7 separate regions of the Mus musculus genome follow, and all the other regions are linked to region 5. The links are chromatin contacts, found by Hi-C in ENCODE. All regions are on one chromosome and are shown on one strand. Each heading gives the region's core, a stretch centred on a gene start or an enhancer-like site at or near the end of the contact. The rest is flanking DNA. Distances are from core to core; before and after follow the strand shown.

Region 1 (3,128 bases), core at 602-3,101, about 83 Mb after region 5:
ACATGTACAAAATACATGGAGAGAGAACGATAGGCTTTTAATTTCTGAGGTTGCTTTTGCTATGCTTGAGTAAAAGGAAATGTTAATATTATTCCAAGACAGGATGCAGAAAGGTGAGACCATATTGCTTCATTCAAAGCCCAGCATAAAGTTGCAGCAGCCCCAGCCTTCTTTATGCTCTTCTGCAATGATTTGTAATATATAAAAAGATGCTAAATTGATACCTATGAGACTTTGAAAGACAAGGACAGAACATCTAGTGCAGAGATTATGGGGACTTTGAGGAGGGGATGAAAGATTTGACATGGAAGGAGCAATGTTATTGCAGAATGTCCAGTTGGGGTACCACATGCCTTCTGAGACAGCCACACCATCTAGTTTGAGTGCTTGCTTAGCATACTCATTGAGCTTAATCCTGGGCACTTCAAAGTCATGCTAGTGGATATTCACAACACTAAATAGCCTAGTTGGTTTTCGTTTCATAAGCTGCACCATCAGTCTAACAAGTCACACACACACACACACACACACACACACACACACACACACACACACACACACACAAATCTGAATTATCTCCCATGCATTTGGTGGGCCCAGAATTTATTTAAAGAAATATTAGACAGGGCAATAAAGTGACTCAATCCAGAGCAGGCAAACAAGCAAGGGCTTACACAGATATTCTAATTTCTTTACCAGGAAACGACCTTGTGATCAGAACCCTGGCATTTTCTTGCGTGTTCTCTTAGCTGAGGTTTGTAGCCTCCCTTTTGATGTGGGCAGGTAGCTCTTAAATCCTAAAAGTACCTTGGATTAGCCCTGTATGAAACCCACAATTCCTGACAAAACACTCTCCCAGGAAATTCTTTTAAGATGTCACCTTGGAGAATCTCTCAGGAACCCTGAATAGAAGAGACCCTGCACTCACTTGGCTGTCTGGTATACACACACACACACACACACACACAAATTGTCTACTGTCAACACACCACCACCACCACCACCACCACCACCACCGAGACCTGTCCCTGAACTCACCGGATGATGACAAACATGACCAGAGAATTGCCCACTAAGCCCACCACAAATACCACAGAGTAGACAGCGGTGATGATAACAGGGATGGCCGGAGAGATGTGCGCGGACTCCAGCTGCTGATCCTCTGAGCCCACACTGCCATTACTGTCGGATTCTGCCCAGTTGGGGAACCAAGAGCTGCTGTTGGGGAGAAGGCAAGCACTGGGAGAGCAGGTAGGGCCTGGATCTCCTCGGAAGATCTGAATGGGGGACTCCATGGTGAGCGCTGCAGCTGGAAAGCGAGAAGGTGGCACTTGCGGGGCTGCAGGAGCAGAGAACAGATTGAACCCAGAGAGACAAACTTTGCCTGTACAGGCAGGGCTGGAGGCGCAGGAGCCCGCAACCCCAGGACTCAGTCTGGCCGCCCATCCCAAGGAAGGAGCAGACAGGTTGAAATCCCCTTCCCACCCCCTACCCCTACCTCCACTGCAGCTATTAAACTGAGAGTATTTGCACCTTTTTGGAGCCCTGAGGTTGCTTCACCCTCGGGCGTTGTGCTGTCCACTCCTGTGGCTGCCTCTACCCTGCCTGTCTGTGCATGCAACCCCAAGAAGCACTAGCCACAGCAATTTCCCCACTGTGCCTCGAAAGCCCCAAGCTCACCTCCAGATCGCTGATTGGCGACCTCCCTTCCCAAGTCACCGTCAGCTTTCCAAGTCACCACTTTAGATCCTGAGTAGCTGTTCAGCCCTGATGGGTCCACGTTCCTGATGCTCAATTTGTGCCTTCCAAGACTGGAAGAAGCTCTGCCTGTTTGGGATCAGCAAGGTGCGCCGGGGACAGGCAAGCTGAGAGCTGCAGGGCTGGTTGCCCCCGCCCTGCTCCCCATCTCAGCCTATCCCCGCCCATCCCCTCCTCTCCAAGCCACGCCCCCTCAGAGCTGACCCAGGCCAGTCTGCCGCTCTGCCAAGGCTCACTAACTCCAACTGCCCAAGCTGCTTGCCGCTTCTCTCTCTGCAGCTTCCTGGCGGGCGGTCTGATGCTTAGCTAAGGTCCAGTAACTGAAAGGGCCCTGTACAGTGACAAGAGTGCATGGGATCATTCCGTGTGTTTGGAATTTCTTTTCTTCAGAGTTCCCAGGACTAGTGTCTTTAAGCAAGGAAGCAAGTGGTAGCACTGAATTTTATTTATTGAAGGATACAAATAAAATGGCCAAATAATCTTGTCAGAATCAAACAGATCATATAGAATTAGTGGGTTAAGATCTATTAATGGAAAGCTACTGTGCATCTTGTCACCCTTTCTGCTCTGTCTAGAATGGCAGGTTGCAAGAACACTGTACTTACAGGTACTAATATTATTGCCTGCTATTACTGCACACATTCTCCTTTCCTAGGCTCTGCTGTTGCAGCAGGAGAGTAATTATTTATGTTAATCTCAGCCATGAAGTTCTTGCCTATACCAAATGCAGATAATTCAAACCTTTGTGAGAAACAGTCTCAACTATGTGTAAAATATTGACAGTCCAGGTGTCCCTGTCAGAATCTGTTGGGTAAAAGAGGCCCTAAGAGAAAGATGCTCTTGGGGATCCAGAGCTGGGTCCCTAAGAAATATTCCAAAAGAAAAAGAAGTGCTGTGGAACTGGAACCACCCAAGGGTGAGACACTCGAATTTTCCCAGGAGTTTCAAGGACTTAGATAAACCAGATCCCCATTGTTTCCCATAATGTACATCATGTCCACAGGTGGGCATTTTAGTGGCAGACTCAAGTCTATTCATGCGATGATGATAGGAGGGGGGCTCCTTGAACTTCTGCTGCTTACTAACTGAAGGAGATTTGGCCATCTGCCTGCACAGTTTACAGATGTACAATTTTTTTTACTCTGCTGCATATAAAGCAAGACGAACATTCTCCTTTGGCAACAGTGTTTTCAACTCCCAGCTCTGAGGACCATTTTCAAGTCTTGCAAATTTTCATTGCAAAGAGTGTGGTTGGTTTTTGTCAATATGACACAAACATAGTCATATCTTGGAAGAAAGGATCTCAACTCAGAAAGTGCTTCTTTATAAATGGCCTGTAGGGACCCAGAAGGAACAACATGGTATGTATG
Region 2 (3,079 bases), core at 225-2,724, about 77 Mb after region 5:
TACACTTCAGTTAGAAAACTTGAAGAAAGACTCAAGGATTTTGTTTTAGTCCCTAACCTAATCTGCACTGCTCTAAAAGCCTGGAAAACTGAGTTGATGGTATCATTTGAGCTCCATGAGAGCAGAGTTCACACCTGGCTTTTCAGTACTGAATTTCCAAGGATTGGTACAATGTTTAGTACATACCTAGTTTTCAATAAGTACCAGTTAAATAAATTTCTGTTGGCCATATTGCATTGCTTCCAGCTTCTAAACAAATCAATAATAAAACCTCCTAAATAACATGACCTTCTGCATGTTATGTGTTTATTTATAAGCAGCCCATTCTTTGTTTAGATTAAGAAAAACAAATAAAAATAAGGAATATGCCATAGCTGGACTTACTCAGTGTTCCAGTCCAATGAGACATGCCATGCTCTCGAGTCACATTGGTGGTATGACTTTTCACATTACACAAACAAGGTATTATAGAGAGCGCCCCCTCCCCCCTTGCTTCTAGACACTTGGCTGGAATTTGATAGCCAAAACAAAAAAGTAAACTCAAAGAAGGAATCTGACTTTGGGCCAGGCCTCAGGAAATAGGCCCAGATTAAGAACATTTGCATTTGAGTTAATGCAAAGCTCCAAGTGGACCCAGCAGAGGCTTGTGTGGCCTTCCTTTTGTCTTAGTCATCCGGACTAGCCCCTAGAAAGGTGTTTCCTGGATTGTTTATTGCCTTGCTTATTCCTTGACCCAGAACTGACCTTATCAATTTGCAGATACTTAAAGTGGTATAAAAGCAGACAGGAAAAAATAAACTTGCTTCAGCCTCAGAACTGGCTGGGGTCAGGCTACAATGTTGTCTAATTGTCTTTTTTTCTTTTTAATCCTTGCTCCTGCTCTGGAGAACCTGTTGACTGACTGAGATGGTTTGGTCAAAGTATGGCAATCAATCTACCTTTTGCAGAAGATGTTTAACCCACCTTTTGGCAGAAGAAATAAGGCAGAGGCAAGGTTCCTTACCAATGCAGAGATGTGTTTCTAAGACTCAGTAGGTTTGAAAGAATCTCTTTGGATTCAGCTGAGCTCTGTTCAACCAGGAAAGGGATCCCAGTGCTGTTACTCAAACGCACCCATGCTCATAGAACCTAGAGAGGCTAGGCCATAGCTTCTCAACATACAAGCCCAAGAAGAGGGTGTTTGGCTGAGAGCAGCTAATTTATGGGCAGGGTATTACCATATCACAATGCCAGATTTCTCTGGCAAAAAGCAGTGTAACTGCTTGAAATATTCAAAGCCTATCTTTGTGGAGATTTAAATTAGAGAGATGCAGAGACAACTGGGAGTTTGTCTTTGTAGAGCATAAAGCAGGCAGACAGGACAGCAGTGAAGTTATGAGTCAAGACAAGCCAAAAACAGGCAGACACTGGAACAGCTGGGTCGGCACAGCAGCAGCTTCTGCTGCAGGGGAAGTGGACCCTGGCTCACAAGGACAGCCAGGACTTGCTCAGTCACAGTGCTGTCAGGAAGCTGAGCCCAGAGCTGTCCTCAAATGACTTCCCTACAGGTCCCAGGGGCCTGGAGAGAGCTGTTTGTGTTCTTTTGCCTTCCTATCTTTTTAGCTAACCTACAACTGTCTAATTAACATGTGTGGGTTCAGGGCTTCTCCAGCTTTAAGAAACTAGAATTATATGAAGCATATTAAAATGTGAAGCTCATTAATTCAAATCTCATAGTCCTAATTCCCGACTCATTTATGAAGCATAATAGAAAGCTTATGTCTGCTCAACAAGATTTCATTATAGATGCATCAAATTATAGAAAAAGTGGTAGAGACATTGTTAAAAAGTAGAGAGACCTGTCATGAGGGTAATTTATCAGTTTACCAAAAATGTATGACCCAAGTAACTTCAGTGGATAGAATGAATGTATCTTCTCCTCTTTTTACGTTTTTGTACAGATTTTTACTAAATTTCCCTATTGTCCTAACAGGGTAAAATTATTAGATCATAGAAACATAGAATTTGCTAAATAGCACATGGTACCATATAATAAATGAAATAAAGATACAATAAAAGAAAGATCTCAGCACGTTTGTTTTTGGTATCCACTTCAGGTATATGTCTTTGCATAAGTGTGTCCTTAGCAGGTTCCAGGCAGCTCTGAGACTAGCTGGAAGCTACTAATTGCATTGGTCTGATAAATACTGAAATGCATTGTATGGATGTTATGAGACTAAGCACAAAGCAGGAATATCTTCATCCTTCAAGTGCTGTGTATCCAGAGTTCCTTACAGTTGACCTGAACTGGCATTAAAGGGATCAGACGAGGTGGCTGGCTAAAGACCTCTATGTAAAACCAAATAGTCACTTTTCTCTACAACTTCTTTGCCTATAAGGCCAACATCAAAAGAAAAGCAAATTTCTGACAGGACTATCCTGAACACCATCTGTAGCTTATTTCACTAAGGATTTCTTCAACTTAGCCTAATGTCTTTAAGAATCACCCAACTTATTTGTGACTTTTCTTGTTGCTATGATGACGACAAATATCGTGTGATATATCTTATATGAAGTATTAGAATAGTCAAATTTATAGAGGCAAAAAGTAAATAGGCTGGTGTAGGATAAGAAATAGGGAGCTAGTATGTAGTAATACATATTTTTGGTTTGATGATGAGAATGTATCAGAAATGAATGGAAATGATATTTCTATAATGTTAGTATACTTAATTTCATTGAGCCTCTTGGAAATGATTAAATGGCAATATATTTATTTATACCATAGTAAGAAACAAAGACAATTGTTCACATGCATACCAACAATTTTCCAATGACATTGTGGATGGCAGATGTTCTGTTATTAATATAAGACATTATGGTCAATTTTAGTTGTCAACTCAGCTGGATATCTAGGGATATGCCGAAAAGTGGCAAAGCATTATTTTTATGTTTCTGTGAAGAAATCAGTGTGGGAGGCAGTGGTCTGAATAGGGGAGATATACCATCAATATCTCCCCTAAGTTCCATTCTGTCATCCAGAGACATAGATAGAACAAAAAGATGGAGAGAGGATGTTAGCAAAACATTCGGTCCTAGA
Region 3 (2,854 bases), core at 103-2,602, about 85 Mb after region 5:
CTTGCCTCTGCACTTATAATTCTGAGACTTAAAGGTTTCTATTTGTTTAAGAGTCCATTTCTCTGGTATTTTGTTATGACAGTCAGTGCAAATTAATATACAGTTATCATGGTGCTAATAAAACCCAATATTTAGAAAAGAAGGACTGTTATTGATTTTGTCTTTTTGTAAGTCTTTTATTAGTTCTTTTGCTTCCCTTTTCCATGTCCTGAATTCATCACAAACATTGGTAAAAATCTATTAACTAATTCTATTTTTATGTACCGTTATGAAAACCATTTGCCATTAATCTTACTTTACACATCCAAATAGAATAAGGCAATTGCTTTTTGTAATAACAACAACAACAAAAATCATGTTGTTCTAAAATTCAATACCTTAGCACTAGATTTAGATTTAGTTGAATAAACTGCTGTAGGGAACAGAGACAAGCCCAGCACTAGGCAATAAGCCTGCACTGGTAAGTTGTATGGAAAAGGTGTCCTGGTGGTGTCCTAGCTCCTGGAGAGGCCTCTGGTAGCCTTCAGGAGTGTTGTCCTTCAGGCCAGAGTGGAAGCAAGAAAAATATTTTCAGATATATGTTGCTGATCCAATGGAAGAACAAAAATTAAAACCTAAAGAGCAAATATAAACTTAGGAAGTGGGTGCCTGCAACTTCATTAGACAATCCTCAAGTGATCTCAGATACTCGAAAGGGATCTAAGCTGAAACAAGAATAAAAACAGGGAGGAAGATGTGACATTCACTCCCGAGTCACAGCTAGCATCTTAGGAAAGAGGGACACAGAAGAGATGAATGTGGAGAGCAGATGGCAGACACAGAGTACTTTATAAATAGCTGCGTGCAATTCAGACTCTTATCATATCTGGCCACATAGCTTGGCTTCTTCCTGGAAGAAATATATTTTTGGAAAATAGGACATAAAATTTTGGCCCAAATGAAGGAAATCTGCATGCATTTGTTTCACATTTTAGCACATTTCAAACTGTCTTTCACATAAATGGAAAGTAATTAACACAGATACATATCACTAGTACTAAACATGAGATAGCAGAGATATTTTTATTCAAATATAGCCCTTGGAAAATAAACCCAGGCTCTGAATTTCACCCACAGTTAATATTCATTCATTTTAATTTATAAGCTATCTGCCTCTTCTTACTTGTCTGGAAATATTTTTCAAATTTTTGGCATTAAGTAAGTATGCACTTGGGACCCATGATGCATAATGTTTGTTATCCAAGCAAACCCTCAGAGGGTTTTCTTGCACACTCCTGCTCCGTCACTGTGGAGACAAACATAGTTTTCTCTAAAACTGGCAGCCACTGGCTAAGAAAACAATTTCTCCAGGGACATCTCATTCTCCTCCCTTCGCTTCCAAAAGTGTTACTGCTGCTAAAGGATATAAAGCCAAGATTAAGCTCTCTCCAGATGGGAAAAGATATTTTATCAATGGGGAAAAAAAGGAAAAGGCAAAGAAGAGACATAAAGAGTACCTATGACTATATGAACAGTGCTTACTCTTTGCATAAACAAAACATATTCTCAGCTGAGCATGATAAATCCCATCTGTAGTCCCAACTCTGTAGACAAAGAAAGTGCAGAGTCAGTGAAAGTTCAAGGCTAGGCTGGGACACTGTGAGCTCCAGCCCAACCAGGACTTCTGAGCAAAATCCTGTTTCTAGACAACAGAAGGAAGTGGGTGAGTGTACAGAGATGGCAGGAGGGATGCAAAAAGGCAGGCAAAGCAGCAGATATTATAAAGTTCCATTGTAATGCTTTAATCCTTGCTAGTTTTCCATGTAAGTTTTAGGTGAAATAGAAAATGACAGAATCTTCAGGTCCATATATTTCCCTCTTCTTCAGTGTAGATCTTCAGTGAAAAATTTCATAGAGAATGATTAGAAAGGATAGAAGTCTCCCACACTCGTTTCAAAACCAAAAAGTCTACTGTTACAGACTCTACAAATTGTGATGCATCCTGTGGCAGATAAAAGAAATTCGACTGAGAAAAGGAAGTGGGTCAATGTCCTCCCCTCGTGTCTATAAAAGCAACAATCAATGGCTGAAGAGGGGAGAATTCTTAAATAAAGCTGTCTGCAAGGTGATCCCAGAGTCCTTCAGGGATATAGCAAATGTGACTTGTCATCCATTCAGGGTTGGGCTTTCCAATTCATCTGCTCCTTAAGTAACCCAGGTAGTGGTAAACATTTAAAGGTAAGCTCTATTTTCTTGGCAAGTGCTCATGCAGCTCTGCACATGCCCAAGAGCTCTGGACTCATGAATGAAAGACACTCACATACAACATTTATATTTTAGTATGTCTTAACTAGGTCAATGATCAGGCACTTCCAAACTTCTCCATGGCTAGCACACACTCCCCTCCAGCCGTCCTGAGTCAACACTTACTAAATCTGTATTTTTATCTTACTGCCCTTGTTCTTTCTGAGCAGCACTCCCGATGGGGCTGCTTTCCCCCCTGCATGTATGTACATTTCAGCTGTCTCTCCCTCAGGCTCGTCCTATGGCCCTCTCGATGCAGACCCTTTCTTTTCTTCTTCATTTCTTACCTGGGATTACTAAATGTCCCACCTCTGTCTCTCTGCCCAACTATTGGCTGCTGGCAACTTTATTTCCCAATCAGAGTCAACTGGGGACAGGCTTCCTTTAGCCTAAGTGGGAGACAACTTAAACAGGTTTTGGGGCAACATAATTAGCATGAGAACATAAGCCCTACAAACCCCTTTTCCTATAAGTGACCCTTCAACCACGCTTTCATAAGTACCTCCAAAAAATCATTACTTCACCAAGCTAGCTTTGAGTAGAATCATAACTTTGGTGCCGTAAATGAACA
Region 4 (2,953 bases), core at 405-2,904, about 46 Mb before region 5:
CACTGTTGTGGCTGCTGTGAGCTGAACTCTGTTACTCTACATGACATGAGAGCAAGCGTGACTCTCTTAACTGTTGAGCCATCTCCAGCCCCAGGATTTTTAAAACAAACAAGTATATTGATGGTTAAAATGGAGCCTCTTTCTCTGCACCCCCCGGGTATTGGTTATGGAGTGAGTGGGAGTCAGTGCTGTTTCCTGGTTCCTTACAGCCCCACAGTGGCACAGATGGAGGGCTTGGCTGTGCTGCTTGTGGGCAGGAGGGAAGCCCCAGAGAATGACCTCTTTCTAGAGCTACTGTGTACCCATGGCTTCTTTTCCATGGTGTGGTTCCCTGCCTCAACCAGCACAGTAAAGTCCTTGATTCCTGCATGTGACACTCAATTCTAAACCCACCAGCCCCCTGAGACTCTGTGATGATAGCTGTCTGGGCATTGTCTATTAGGTGGACAAGTGAAAGCTCTGGCCACATCGGTTATGATTTATTTTAATTGTCATTTTAGGGCACAGGTCTACTAGTTTGTTTGTTTGTGTCTTAGTTGGGGTTTCCGTTGCTGTGAGGAGACACCATGACCAAGGCAACTCTTATAAAGGCAAACATTTAACTGGGGCTGGCTTACAGTTTTAGAGGTTTAATCCATTATCATCATGGTAGGAAGCATGGCAGCATGTGGGCAGACATAGTGATGGAGAAGGGCCTGAGAGTTCTACATCTTGTTCCAACTGCAGTCAAGAAAGGCATCCTCAGGTCACTTGGGGGAGAGTCTCAAAGTTCACCCCCCACAGTGACACACTTCCTCTACCTCTCCTAAGAGTGCCATTCCTTGCACCAAGCATATCCAAACCACCACATTCTACCCCCTAGCCCCATAAACTTGTTCAAACATATGAGTCTATGGAGGCCATACCCAGATTAACAGAATGCAAAATATATTTAGTCCAACTTCAAAAGTCCCCATAGTCAATAGCAGTCTCAACAAGGTTAACTATCTGTTGTTCAACTGCAAACACACAAGCAATAAGCGTAGCTTGCTGAAAATCACCACTCCCTTAATCTGTTTATCTCCTCAAACACAGGATTTACCTACATCGCACTTCCCGATGCCCATTTTGTATTTTTCCTTTCTAAGCTTGCTACACTTGATCAAAACACTCTTCATGGGAGCGAACCAGAGGACAAAGTCTATGCTGGGCTTTTCTGAGACTTCTTCTGTCAATGCAATTAATCTGATTCTCTTTCTTTGCCTTCGCCTTAGCTTCAAGCAGACTCTTCAGACAAGGGCAAAAAGCAGCCACGTTCTTCAGCATAACTTCATAAGAATGTTCTCCAAGCAACATACTAAAATTCCTCTCCTCTGAAACCCCTTGAGCAAGGTCTGCACCATTCATATCACCCTCCAAACAAAAGCATGGTCAGGCCTATCATAGCAATACCCCAGTCTCTGGTACCAACTTCTGTCTTAGTTAGGGTTTCCACTGCTATGAAGAGACAAGGCAACTCTTATAAAAGCAAGCATTTAGTTGGGGTTGGCTTACAGTTTCAGCGGTTTAATCCATCATCATCATGGTGAGAAGCATGGCACTGTCTAGGCCGACTTGGTGCTGGAGAAGGAGCCGAGAGCTCTACAACTTGTTCCAACTGCAGTCAGGAGAAACTGACATCCTCCGGCCTCTAGGGGGATCTTAAAGGCCACCACTACAGTGACTCACTTCTTCCTACAAGGTCACACCTTCTAGTAATGCCACTCCCTGGGCCAATCCACACTACCACAGTTTGGCTTTGTTTTTATGAGACAAGGGTTCTCTGTGTAACCTTGGTTATTCTCAAACTCTAGCTGAAGACCTGAACTCACAGAGATCTGCCTACCTCTGCTTCCTGAGTGCTGGGATTAAAGAAAAGCCTGTGTCACCACCACCACCCAGCTTTTTTTTTTTTTCCAATTTATTTATTTTTATTTTGTGAGCATTGGTTTTTTGGTCTGCCTGCCTGTCTGAAGATGTCAGATCCTCTGGAACTGGAGTTACAGACAATTGTGAGCTGACATGTGGGCGCTGGGAATTGAACCCAGATCCTCTGGAAGAACAAACATTGCCCGTAACCACTGAGCTAACTCTCCAGCCCCTAACTGCTGCTATTTTTTTTTTAAAGCTTGCTACAAGCCATATGTTGCTACGTCCTGAGTATGCCACCCCATCCAGCTCACGGTTACCATATCTCTTGACTACAGCAAGAGGCCAGGCAGGGTAGCTGACAGGCAGGGCAGCTGACTGACATCATCTAGGCGTGAGTAGGCACACACTATTGTTTGCTCAATAGGAGAAGCACCCAATGGCACAATGATTTCCATCCTTAAGCAGAGATGGCTGTAATGTTTCTCATGCAATAGCTGATGAAGGTACAGAGGAACACAGAGGGACTCAAACCCACATACTATGGTAGGGGAGTGTGGGCATAAGAACCCTCAGACTCAAATCCCCAACACACACACACACACACACACACACACACACACACACACACACACACAGAGCAGCTAGGTAGTTTTAGACTTGTCCTTGACTTCATAGTCATATGGCCAACCGTGTGTGTGGGGGGTGGTGAATCTCAAAGAAACAAACTAAAAAGAAGAAACTGCCCTGATACATTCATTTGCTGCTAATTGGACAAACCCAGTCACATGACCATACCTAAGTGGATGGAAGTCTGGGAAATGTAGTCCTCCAGGGTTTTGTGTGTGTGTGTGTGTGTGTGTGTGTGTGTGTGTGTGTGTGTGGTGGGGAATACTGGAAGATGTATGTATCTTACCATGAGAAGACTGTTAACTGGAGCCTCAGAAGCACAGTACGTACAGTACGTAGTGGAGTCTGGAACATACATACACAACACCCACCTCCACCCACCCACCCACCCTCACTCACCCCCAGCCCCTCTTCTTCCAAACCCAGATAGTCTGGG
Region 5 (3,194 bases), core at 563-3,062:
TAGCTGCAAATGATCTTTGATCTCAGACTTGTTTCTTTCTAAACATGACAAATGCTCCAAAAGGAAGACCTTCTCTCTACGGATACTTCACTCCAGCTGACGAGACCATTAAATATTTCTTACATTCTACTAAGAGCTGCATAGTTGGTTCTGAACTCTGAACAAAACATCTTTTGCTCTCCTAGAATCCATTTAGACTACCTGTTAGACGCCTTTCCCTTGAACCAAGTACAAGCTTGCCTGCCTCCATGATTGGTCTCTTTTGCCAGTATCTTTCTATCTCTGGCTTCTCTGATCTCCTTATTAGCTATTTACTTCAGACTCAACATGTATGACTGTGGTCCTGAATTGCTTTCTTTTACCAAGATTGTCTCTTGCTCAGACAGAGGGATGACACTTTGCCCTACTGGAAGAAGAGAAAGACTGCAATATTTAGTTTTCTGTTAGGATATCTAGACATTAGAATGATAACAAGGACCATAAAGGTAGTGACTCCTGCCAGGATCCATAAGGGTTAAAGAACAATTGCATCAGACTTAAGCTACTAGTGCCTGAATCAAGAACATGAGTTCCAAAGGGATGCTTCGTAGTACACAGCTCTGTTCTCTGAGAAGTGTCCCAAACACAGTGGTTCTTCTGACAATTAATGCTGGCTGCATTAAATTGAATTCCCCAGGATAAAATGCCTAAGATATGTATTTCTCAGAATACTGTATACAAAGAGGTAAGTCAGAAAAGGATGCCAAGGACAGACAAATTCAAGACTGTGAGACTTAGGGGATAGAAGTTAACAAGAGAGAACACTTGAAACCATACAAGCCTCCCTGAGATCAGCACATACCTATGGAAAGTTCCTTTCTCCCAAAGAACAACAGGCCTGGAGAGGCGCCAATACACACCTGGGATAGGGGCTTTTTCTGAAGGCAATTTATACCACCAATAAAAACCATGTTGGGCATGATGGGCCTGGGGTAATCTTTCACAAAGTCACTTCTCATCAGCCAGATAGATGCAGGGCTCAGAAGATCCTGGACAGTCACTTCTTTCTGTAAGATTTCAGTGGCAAGTGACCCATAGGGGGAATAAACCACTCTGCACATAAAGTTCTCTGACACGGCCAGGAGCACGTTCTTCACTCGCTGTAGGAAGTTCATGCGGTCTGAGTTGAAAGACAAACTCTTGGGCACGTAGGACAATGGGACGGGGCATTGGGTAGCTTCTGAATCCAGGCTGCATGGCAATTTATTCAAGAAGTACACAGTGGGCACAGTCAGGTACTGGGCCACAATGGAGCCACAGGGAAGGAAAGGGTCTGTCAGCAGAGCATCAAAGTGACTTTCTTCCAGAGAGGCCATAAACTCGGCATTGTGCAGCAGGTGGGAGCAGCCAGCTAGGAGCATACTGGAATCCCTTTTGACTTTCATATATATTTTGACCACGCGCAGCAGAAAAGAATCTTGATTAAAGGCAGTCCGTCCAAGTTCCACCAAAGTAGCTGTCACATTTTCCTTCTGGAATGGCACAGGGAACTTCCTCAGAGTGTAAAATGATCCTTCTTTTATGTGTATTGAGGCTTCAGGTGCTATGACCACAACTTCGTGCCCCTTCTGCTGGAGCTGCTGAATAACTCCAAGCATACTCAGCCAGTGGCTTCCATCCATAGGGAACACTAACAGCCTCCCAGCGTGGGATGCAGAGGGACCGAACACACACAACAGAAGGTACGGAAGAAGCAGAAGCAAACGCGAGCTCCAGCACACCACAGTCATGGTATCTCTCTCTCTCTGATGCTGCCAGAGATCTACTCAAGCTGGCTCATGACACACGAGGAGAAACCTGTGCAACCAGTTAATGATTGATTGTGCCCCATGACTAAAGCTGTCAATGAGCTGGCAAGACCGTGGAGCATTTGTTTTCCATGACATAGTGGGAGGAGCTTTACTGAGTTCCTTAACAAATAACAGCAATTGAACTGACAGCTACTCCTTCCTCTAAGTAGCATGTTTGGGTGAATATAGCTGGCCCAACCATCTCTGGCCATTTTGGACTCATTAAACTAGCATTTTTGTAAGTCAAAAAGGGTTAACAGAGAGGGAAAAAGGACCGTAAAGTGCCAAAGCATAACACTTTCCCAAGAATAAGACTGACAGTTACTCAGAAAGTCTTTTGGAAAGAAAAGAGCATTGTGTTGAAACGTCACTTTTGTCCATGGAAACCCTCCATCATTCACTCAGGGTTCCTCTTAATCATTTCCATCATTTAAAAAAGTGGTGTGTGGAGGATGTGGAGAAAGAGGAACACTCCTCCATTGTTGGTGGGATTGCAAGCTTGTACAACCACTCTGGAAATCAGTCTGGCGGTTCCTCCGAAAATTGGACATAGTACTACCGGAGGATCCCGCAATACCTCTCCTGGGCATATATCCAGAAGATGTCCCAACCGGTAAGAAGGACACATGCTCCACTATGTTCATAGCAGCCTTATTTATAATAGCTAGAAGCTGGAAAGAACCCAGATGTCCCTCAACAGAGGAATGGATACAAAAATTGTGGTACATTTACACAATGGAGTACTACTCAGCTATTAAAAAGAATGAATTCACAAAATTCCTAGGCAAATGGTTGGACCTGGAGGGCATCATCCTGAGTGAGGTAACCCAATCACAAAAGAACTCAAATGAAATGTACTCACTGATAAGTGGATATTAACCCAGAAACTTAGTATAGCGAGATATAAGGTACAATATGTAAAACATATGAAACTGAAGAACGAAGACCAAAGTGTGGACACTTTGCTCATTCTTAGAATTGGAAACAATCACCCATGGAAGGAGTTACAGAGACAAAGTTTGGAGCTGAGACAAAAGGATGGTCCATCTAGAGACTGCCATATCCAGGGATCCATCCCATAATTAGCCTCCAAGCGATGACACCATTGCATACACTAGCAAGCCTTTGTTGCAAGGACGGTGATATAGCTGTCCCTTGTGAGACTAGGCCTAGCAAACACAGAAGTGGATGCTCACAGTCAACTATTGGATGGATCACAGGGCCCCCAATGGAGGAGCTAGAGAAAGTATCCAAGGAGCTAAAGGGATCTGCAACCCTATCGGAGGAACAACATTATGAACTAACCAGTACCCCAGAGCTCTTGACTCTAGCTGCATATGTATCAAAAGATGACCTAGTCGGCCA
Region 6 (2,798 bases), core at 213-2,712, about 67 Mb after region 5:
GGGTGTCACTAGTAGATAGTACAAGAACAGTAAGCCAGACAAACCAGTAAATGCTGAACAGAAAGAGGACCTGAGGGGTGGCAAGAGGCTACAGCAGGTTATGTCAATATGCCACTTCATTCATGTGGTACGTTGGCAATGCTCAGTATGTAGCAAATACAACTCTGCTTTTGAAACTCTCTGGGACTTGGGGTTTAGAGAGTTCTTTTCTCAATCTGTGGTTGGCTGGATCTGTAGATGTTGAACATTTAGATACAGAGGGTCTGACTCTATCTGAATCACAGTGTTCTAACAGGACATAGAGGGAGTGGTCAGTACACATGCAGTTAACTTCTGCTCGACAGTGCAAACAGGCCACTGCGATACTGATGCATAAAATGTTAGCTTCCAGCCTCTGATATCATTTTCAGGGGAGCGGGAGTCTACACAGACTTTAACGGGCTTTTCTGCAAGGCTGTAATCAGGTTGGCCACTACTGCCTTCCATCTGGAGGCTCAACGGGTACTGCGTCTGCTTCTAAGGTTGCTAGCAGAATTTATTTTTTTAACGTTGTGGGACTGAAGTCCTTGGCTTGTGGCTGGTTATTGACTGAAGATGGTCATTAACTCCAGAGACTACTCAGTCTCTTGCCAGATGGTCTTCCTGGTGTGTCTACTTATATAATCAAGCATGCAGGAAAAGGCTCTAGGGCAGTGGTTCTCATCTGTCCTAATGCTGTGACCCTTTAATACCTCATGTTGTAGTGACCCCCCCACCATAAACTTATTTCATTGCCTCTTGATAACTGTAATTTTGCTACTGTTATGAATAATAATGTAAATATCTGATATGCAGGATATCTGAGAACCCTGTGAAAGGTCCATTTGCCCCCAAATGATCCCACCCCACAGACTGAGGACCACCTTTCTAGACAGAGTCTAGAAGAAATCTCTCAACAAGATGCATTATATTAAGATGATTTAACTGGGCAGTGGTGGTGTATTCCTCTAATGCCAGCACTTGGGTGACAGAGGCAGGCGAATCTCTGAGTTTGAGGCCAGCCTGGTCTGCACAGTGAGTTCCAGGACAGCCAGGGCTACACAGAGAAACTCTGTCTTGAAAAACAACACAAAAGATCAGGTAACAGTGGAAACTGCAGTCCATCACCCTTGGGGCCATTTATGGGATAGATTCTCCATCTGCTTATGGAGAGGGGATCACACAAAGATATGAACAGAGGGAGCTTAAGGTCCCGGGGAGGGAAACATGCCTGGTCATATAACCAGCTCAGAGAGAAGAAGAAAAATGGAAAAACTTCCTGAGGAATTAAAAAAAAAAAAAAAACCCTCTTCAGTACAAATGAAAATGGAGACACCCTCGAAATAGAATTTCTGTGATTTGGCAACCACCGAGGATCACGAAGGGAAGGGATGTGAAGAAGTGAGGATGACTCAGGGCTCTAAAGCCAAGACTGGAAAGATGATAATCCTCCTGCTCCTGAGGGAGGCGGAGGGAGGAAGGTGGAGGTTCTCCTGAAGACCCACTGCATCTGCATGGAGTCCCCTCCTTGGAGCTCAGAACAGAAGGCTGAGGCACAGCACCTTGTGTCTGGACCACTTCTACCTAGAAGTAGCATGGATCGGAGTTGTGAAGACAGCAGTAGAGACCATTTCTATACGATCTTCTCCTGCAGGCCTTTCGCCCTGGCACTGAAACCCCTTAACTTGATAACTACTTACTGGGCTGAACTCTTGCTTATGTCTATAGTCTTAGCGTTCTGCCATGCTGTGGAGAAGCCTCCACAAGTTGCCCCAATTCCTGCTTTCCCTGATTCTTCACTCACCATCATCCTACCACAAGAAACACTTTCCAATGCTCGTCTCGCCTTTGCCTGGCTGTGTATCTTTGATTTCCATATAGTACGAGTGTGCGTGTGCGTGCACACACACACATACACACACACACACACACACACACACACACACACACACACCACAGCCCAAAAGCCATCCATCATTGCTACTGGCCCCATTTCAAATGTCCTCTTTCAGCTTCCAGGGCACCACCGTCTCTTTCTGTCATTTTAATAGTACTATATCGTGAATTGCTTCTTTTTCTCTTACTAAATCATCATCTTTTCAAAGGCAGAGAGCAAGCCTGGCCCACCATTACAGCTCCAACTTAGCATAGACTCCAGCACACAGCAGACACACAATAAACCTCTGCTGCATGGACAAGTGCGTGCCTGCATATAAACTATTTCAGTTAAAATTTCTTTGCTGGTGAATGCCAGAAAACATAAACTAGATCTAGGGGACCTAAACAATGTCACCAGACACCATCTTTCTTTTCCCACTCCTGGTTCCACTTCCTCCACTTAGCCCCACTGGGGAGTTGTGTGGGCTTGGAGTAGCAAGGTGACCACAGTAATTTCTTCTGTCTTATCACACACAAGCAAGAAAGCAATGCTTCTTTTACTCCCAGAGCTTCTGAGCAGTCCAGTGTCTTTTCCGGAATTAACTACTATTTGTCTAGAAAAACAGAAGTCGATGACTGGCCAGGCATGGGTCAGACCTCAGCCCTGCTCTGTAAAACCAACTAAAACTGGGGACAAAGAATAGTACTAGTGGTGGCAAGGAGTTGCTCCTCCAAAGAGAAAATTTTAGAGTTTCCATAGATTTATTCTGAGCAACATCAAATAAATAAATAAATAAATAAATAAATAAATAAACAAATCTTATTTTGCTTAATCCAGAGAGGCAGGGAATATAAACAATGAGGAAAGAAATGCCAGCTTAAGTTGTCTGAGAAACAAACAA
Region 7 (2,770 bases), core at 96-2,595, about 52 Mb after region 5:
CTCTCCGACTTCAGTCTGGGTCACACGGGCCTTTGTTCTACCTGCACACACCGGCAGGCAGAGCCCACCCCTTTCCTGGCAGCTCCTCCCCAGGCTGGCAGGCACCGGAGGGCCTGGAGATACCACAGGTGCACAGGAAGAGGAACCGCATTTCTCTTGCTCCACTTTTAGTACTAGACGGGTACGGGCTACACATGCACACAGAGACACACCTGTTTTTCTGCCTCTAGAGCCAAGCCTGGACCTCTAGTCCCCGAGGTTTATCTCTCAGGCTAGCCCGCAGTGCATAGCAGGTAGGGTGGACAGAGAGCAGCGGGCAGTGACCCAGGAGGAAGTCTGGGCACTGCGCAGACAGGCCAGTGGCGAGGAGAGGCACGGAACAGAGGGTGAAAAGAGGGATCAGAGGTCAGGAGTGGCAGGTGTAGGGAAGGATGAGATGGGAATCCTGGGATCCCGCAGACTGGAAGGGGCCCCAAGAGAGGAGAGGGCAGATCTGGCCCGGGGCTTAGGGGTACCCCCCCCCCCCCCCGCCATCACACTTTCCCGCAGCGGGCGCTCACCTGGGCGAACGCAGACCTGCTGGGTCGCGGCGGTCTAGCACACCGGGCACACAGTTGGTGAGTTCGGTCCAGTCAGCGTGCAGCCCGCAGCTCCAGCCCGTGGAGAAGCGAGAGAAGAGCCAGGTCTCGCGGCGATTGGGCCGATAGCAGGTGCACTTCTTCTGGCCCGGGCGACAGTCGCAGGGCACCTCGAGGCGCACGTTCTGCACTAGGTGGCGGCCGAAGGTGGTGCCGCCGGTCTTCTGGATGTGCAGGAAGACGATCACGTCGTCGCCCTTCATGTCGAAGCGCAGCGAGCGCTCCAGCTCGCGCACCGGGAAGTAGTACTTTTTCTCGTAATGTGGGTCCGGCGTGGGGAAGAGATCCAGGTCGTCGGGGGGCACGCGGCCACCGGGCGCGCCCAGACTCAGCCCCGGGCCCGCGTACTGGTAAAGGATGAGCATGAAGCACGCCGAGCCCGCCACCACCAGCACGAACTTGCTGGCGCGCTCAACCATGGTCCTGCCGCCGGCGCGCCGCCGCCGCATGTGTCACCATCGCCAGCGGCCCGGGCGCCGGGCCTGGGAGGGCGGGGGGCGCAGCTGCTCCGCCACCGCCGCCGCCACCGCCGCCCGCGCTCCGGCCCGGCCCGGCTACTCGGCGCCCAGGCTGTGCGCAGCGTCGCGGGCCCCGGGCCTCGGCGGCGCCGTGGCTGCTCCCCGCCCCGATCCCGGCTCGGCTAGCGTACAGCCCGGCCCCCGCCACAGCGCCCCGCAGCCGCGCGCGCCCGCACCCGCCCGCAAAGCTCAGCGCCGAGAACGCTCTGCACCGCCCCGTGCGCCGCCGCGTCTCCGCAGTTCGTCGCGGCTCCGCCCCGGCCCGCCCCTGGCCCGCCCTCGCGGCGCCTCTTGCTGTCGCCGCCCGCTCCGATCCTCCGCTCCGCCTCTGGAGCGCCCTGGGGGAGGGGCGGGGCCGGAGGAGGCCCAGGCACAGGCCAGAGCTGGGCGACGGGTCGCGTGTCTCTCACACTGTCAACGCCGGTCGCTACGGAAAGGGCATTGGATCCAGCTCGCAGACCTGTGGGTGGCGACTGGGTTGTCCCGAGCCTACGAGTGGGTGGCTCTTTTGGGCATTGGTCCTGGGTTTGGGAGCCCGAGTTTTTTCACCTTCTCTGGTTATGGTAGTTTGTGTTACCTGCGCTCTCTGTCTCCCACGGGAATACGGAGGCTTTGACCTTCACATTGAAGGATAGGAAGTTCCAAGTTCGAGAGCGCTGGGAGTCGGGACCACCAGGTGGTTTAGGACTACCAGTAAGGGTGGGGAAGGAAGAGAGACGTTAAGGGCATGGATCCGGCTCTTACGTGGATATCACCAGTCCCCTGGAGGCACTGGGACAATGACCCAAAGCCCTCAGTTGAAGATAAACCGAAATGTGTGCAGAGACCAGAGGACAAGCTTTATTTGTCCCTCTCGCCCAGTGTGCCCTGTTTTGATCCTGGTCATACTCAAACAAACAAACAAACAAACAAAATAGTGAACCAACATTAGAAAAAAATTAAAATTCCAACCTTCGTGATTTTTTTTTTTTTTACATTGGCAGCAGTATCTGCAGCCTTGATTGGTGCTCTGCCTGTAGTGGAGGGTCGCCTGGGCCCTAGGCTGCAAGTTGGAGGCTCTAGTAGTAATCTATGCAGCCTATAACATGTGGAAGGTCCCGTCGCCCATGTTGTACTCTGTACTGGGCCCCTAGCTATACTTAGGCGGCCAGAACAACTGGAGGTGGGGAGTGAAATGACCTGTGCAGAGTTCCACAGCCTAGGGTAGCTGGGAGGGGCTTGGGTGTTTGGATTCAGGCCAGAGTGGCCTCTGGGAGGTGCTCCCACTGCCAGGCCAGGCTCAGGTGCCCACAGCAAGTACCCCTGGGTAGTGCCCTGGATCTGTCCTGCTAAGGGGTGGGTCAAAAAGTGGAGAGAAGGGGAGGGGGTGGCAATAGTGGTCCAAAGCATTGACTGCAAGTTAAAAAAAAAAAAAAAAGACTTGAAAAAAAAGAGCAGCTGGGCAGTGGTGGTGCATGCCTGTAATTCCAGCACTTGGGAGGCAGAGGCAGGCGGATTTCTTAAGTTCGAGGCCAGCCTGGTGTACAGAGAGAGTTCCAGGACAGTCAGGGCTACACAGAGAAACCCTGTCTTGAACCCCCACCCCACCCCACATACACACACAAATAAGAGCTA

What was found. A loop is a pair of places that touch in the nucleus more often than their neighbours do.
Region 1: a loop to region 5 is called in a map of T-helper 17 cell, with 5 times the contacts of the local background. The contact joins the promoter of Oprk1 here to the promoter of Ugt1a1 in region 5. A Hi-C loop is called at or near these places in 3 of 37 maps with a recorded cell type or tissue (T-helper 17 cell and v-Abl transformed pro-B cells).
Region 2: a map of T-helper 2 cell shows a loop between it and region 5 (9-fold over the local background). The contact joins the enhancer-like site here to the promoter of Ugt1a1 in region 5. A Hi-C loop is called at or near these places in 2 of 37 maps with a recorded cell type or tissue (T-helper 17 cell and T-helper 2 cell).
Region 3: a map of ES-E14 shows a loop between it and region 5 (16-fold over the local background). The contact joins the enhancer-like site here to the promoter of Ugt1a1 in region 5. A Hi-C loop is called at or near these places in 5 of 37 maps with a recorded cell type or tissue (ES-E14, T-helper 1 cell, T-helper 17 cell and 2 more).
Region 4: a loop to region 5 is called in a map of T-helper 17 cell, with 48 times the contacts of the local background. The contact joins the promoter of Chit1 here to the promoter of Ugt1a1 in region 5. A Hi-C loop is called at or near these places in 2 of 37 maps with a recorded cell type or tissue (T-helper 17 cell and regulatory T cell).
Region 6: a map of T-helper 17 cell shows a loop between it and region 5 (17-fold over the local background). The contact joins the enhancer-like site here to the promoter of Ugt1a1 in region 5. A Hi-C loop is called at or near these places in 2 of 37 maps with a recorded cell type or tissue (T-helper 1 cell and T-helper 17 cell).
Region 7: a map of T-helper 1 cell shows a loop between it and region 5 (5-fold over the local background). The contact joins the promoter of Hs6st1 here to the promoter of Ugt1a1 in region 5. A Hi-C loop is called at or near these places in 4 of 37 maps with a recorded cell type or tissue (T-helper 1 cell, T-helper 17 cell and regulatory T cell).

The regions. Positions count from the first base shown.
Region 1 is chr1:5,587,216-5,590,343 of GRCm38, reverse strand. Oprk1 (opioid receptor, kappa 1) reads right to left here and starts at 1,851. Exons shown (of 4, transcript NM_011011.2): 1 at 1,681-1,851; 2 at 1,039-1,309. The coding sequence starts at 1,295.
Region 2 is chr1:10,875,974-10,879,052 of GRCm38, reverse strand. No RefSeq gene overlaps it. Among named protein-coding and RNA genes, the nearest start is that of Prex2, 120 kb to the left of the region's middle. Within about 2 kb of position 1,474, at least 1 of the 3 ENCODE cell types and tissues checked has a DNase peak (open chromatin) inside an H3K27ac peak, as active enhancers do.
Region 3 is chr1:3,118,472-3,121,325 of GRCm38, reverse strand. No RefSeq gene overlaps it. Among named protein-coding and RNA genes, the nearest start is that of Gm26206, 18 kb to the right of the region's middle. Within about 2 kb of position 1,352, at least 1 of the 3 ENCODE cell types and tissues checked has a DNase peak (open chromatin) inside an H3K27ac peak, as active enhancers do.
Region 4 is chr1:134,109,943-134,112,895 of GRCm38, reverse strand. It overlaps Chit1 (chitinase 1 (chitotriosidase)), which reads right to left and starts at 1,654. Exons shown (of 12, transcript NM_001284525.1): 1 at 1,534-1,654.
Region 5 is chr1:88,210,577-88,213,770 of GRCm38, reverse strand. It overlaps Ugt1a1 (UDP glucuronosyltransferase 1 family, polypeptide A1), which reads right to left and starts at 1,812. Exons shown (of 5, transcript NM_201645.2): 1 at 900-1,812. The coding sequence starts at 1,769. The region is part of intron 1 of Ugt1a10 (UDP glycosyltransferase 1 family, polypeptide A10); the gene reads right to left. The region is part of intron 1 of Ugt1a9 (UDP glucuronosyltransferase 1 family, polypeptide A9); the gene reads right to left. The region is part of intron 1 of Ugt1a8 (UDP glucuronosyltransferase 1 family, polypeptide A8); the gene reads right to left. It also overlaps Ugt1a7c, Ugt1a6b, Ugt1a6a, Ugt1a5 and Ugt1a2.
Region 6 is chr1:20,872,894-20,875,691 of GRCm38, reverse strand. No RefSeq gene overlaps it. Among named protein-coding and RNA genes, the nearest start is that of 6720483E21Rik, 16 kb to the left of the region's middle. Within about 2 kb of position 1,462, at least 1 of the 3 ENCODE cell types and tissues checked has a DNase peak (open chromatin) inside an H3K27ac peak, as active enhancers do.
Region 7 is chr1:36,066,975-36,069,744 of GRCm38, reverse strand. It overlaps Hs6st1 (heparan sulfate 6-O-sulfotransferase 1), which reads right to left and starts at 1,345. Exons shown (of 2, transcript NM_015818.2): 1 at 561-1,345. The coding sequence starts at 1,087.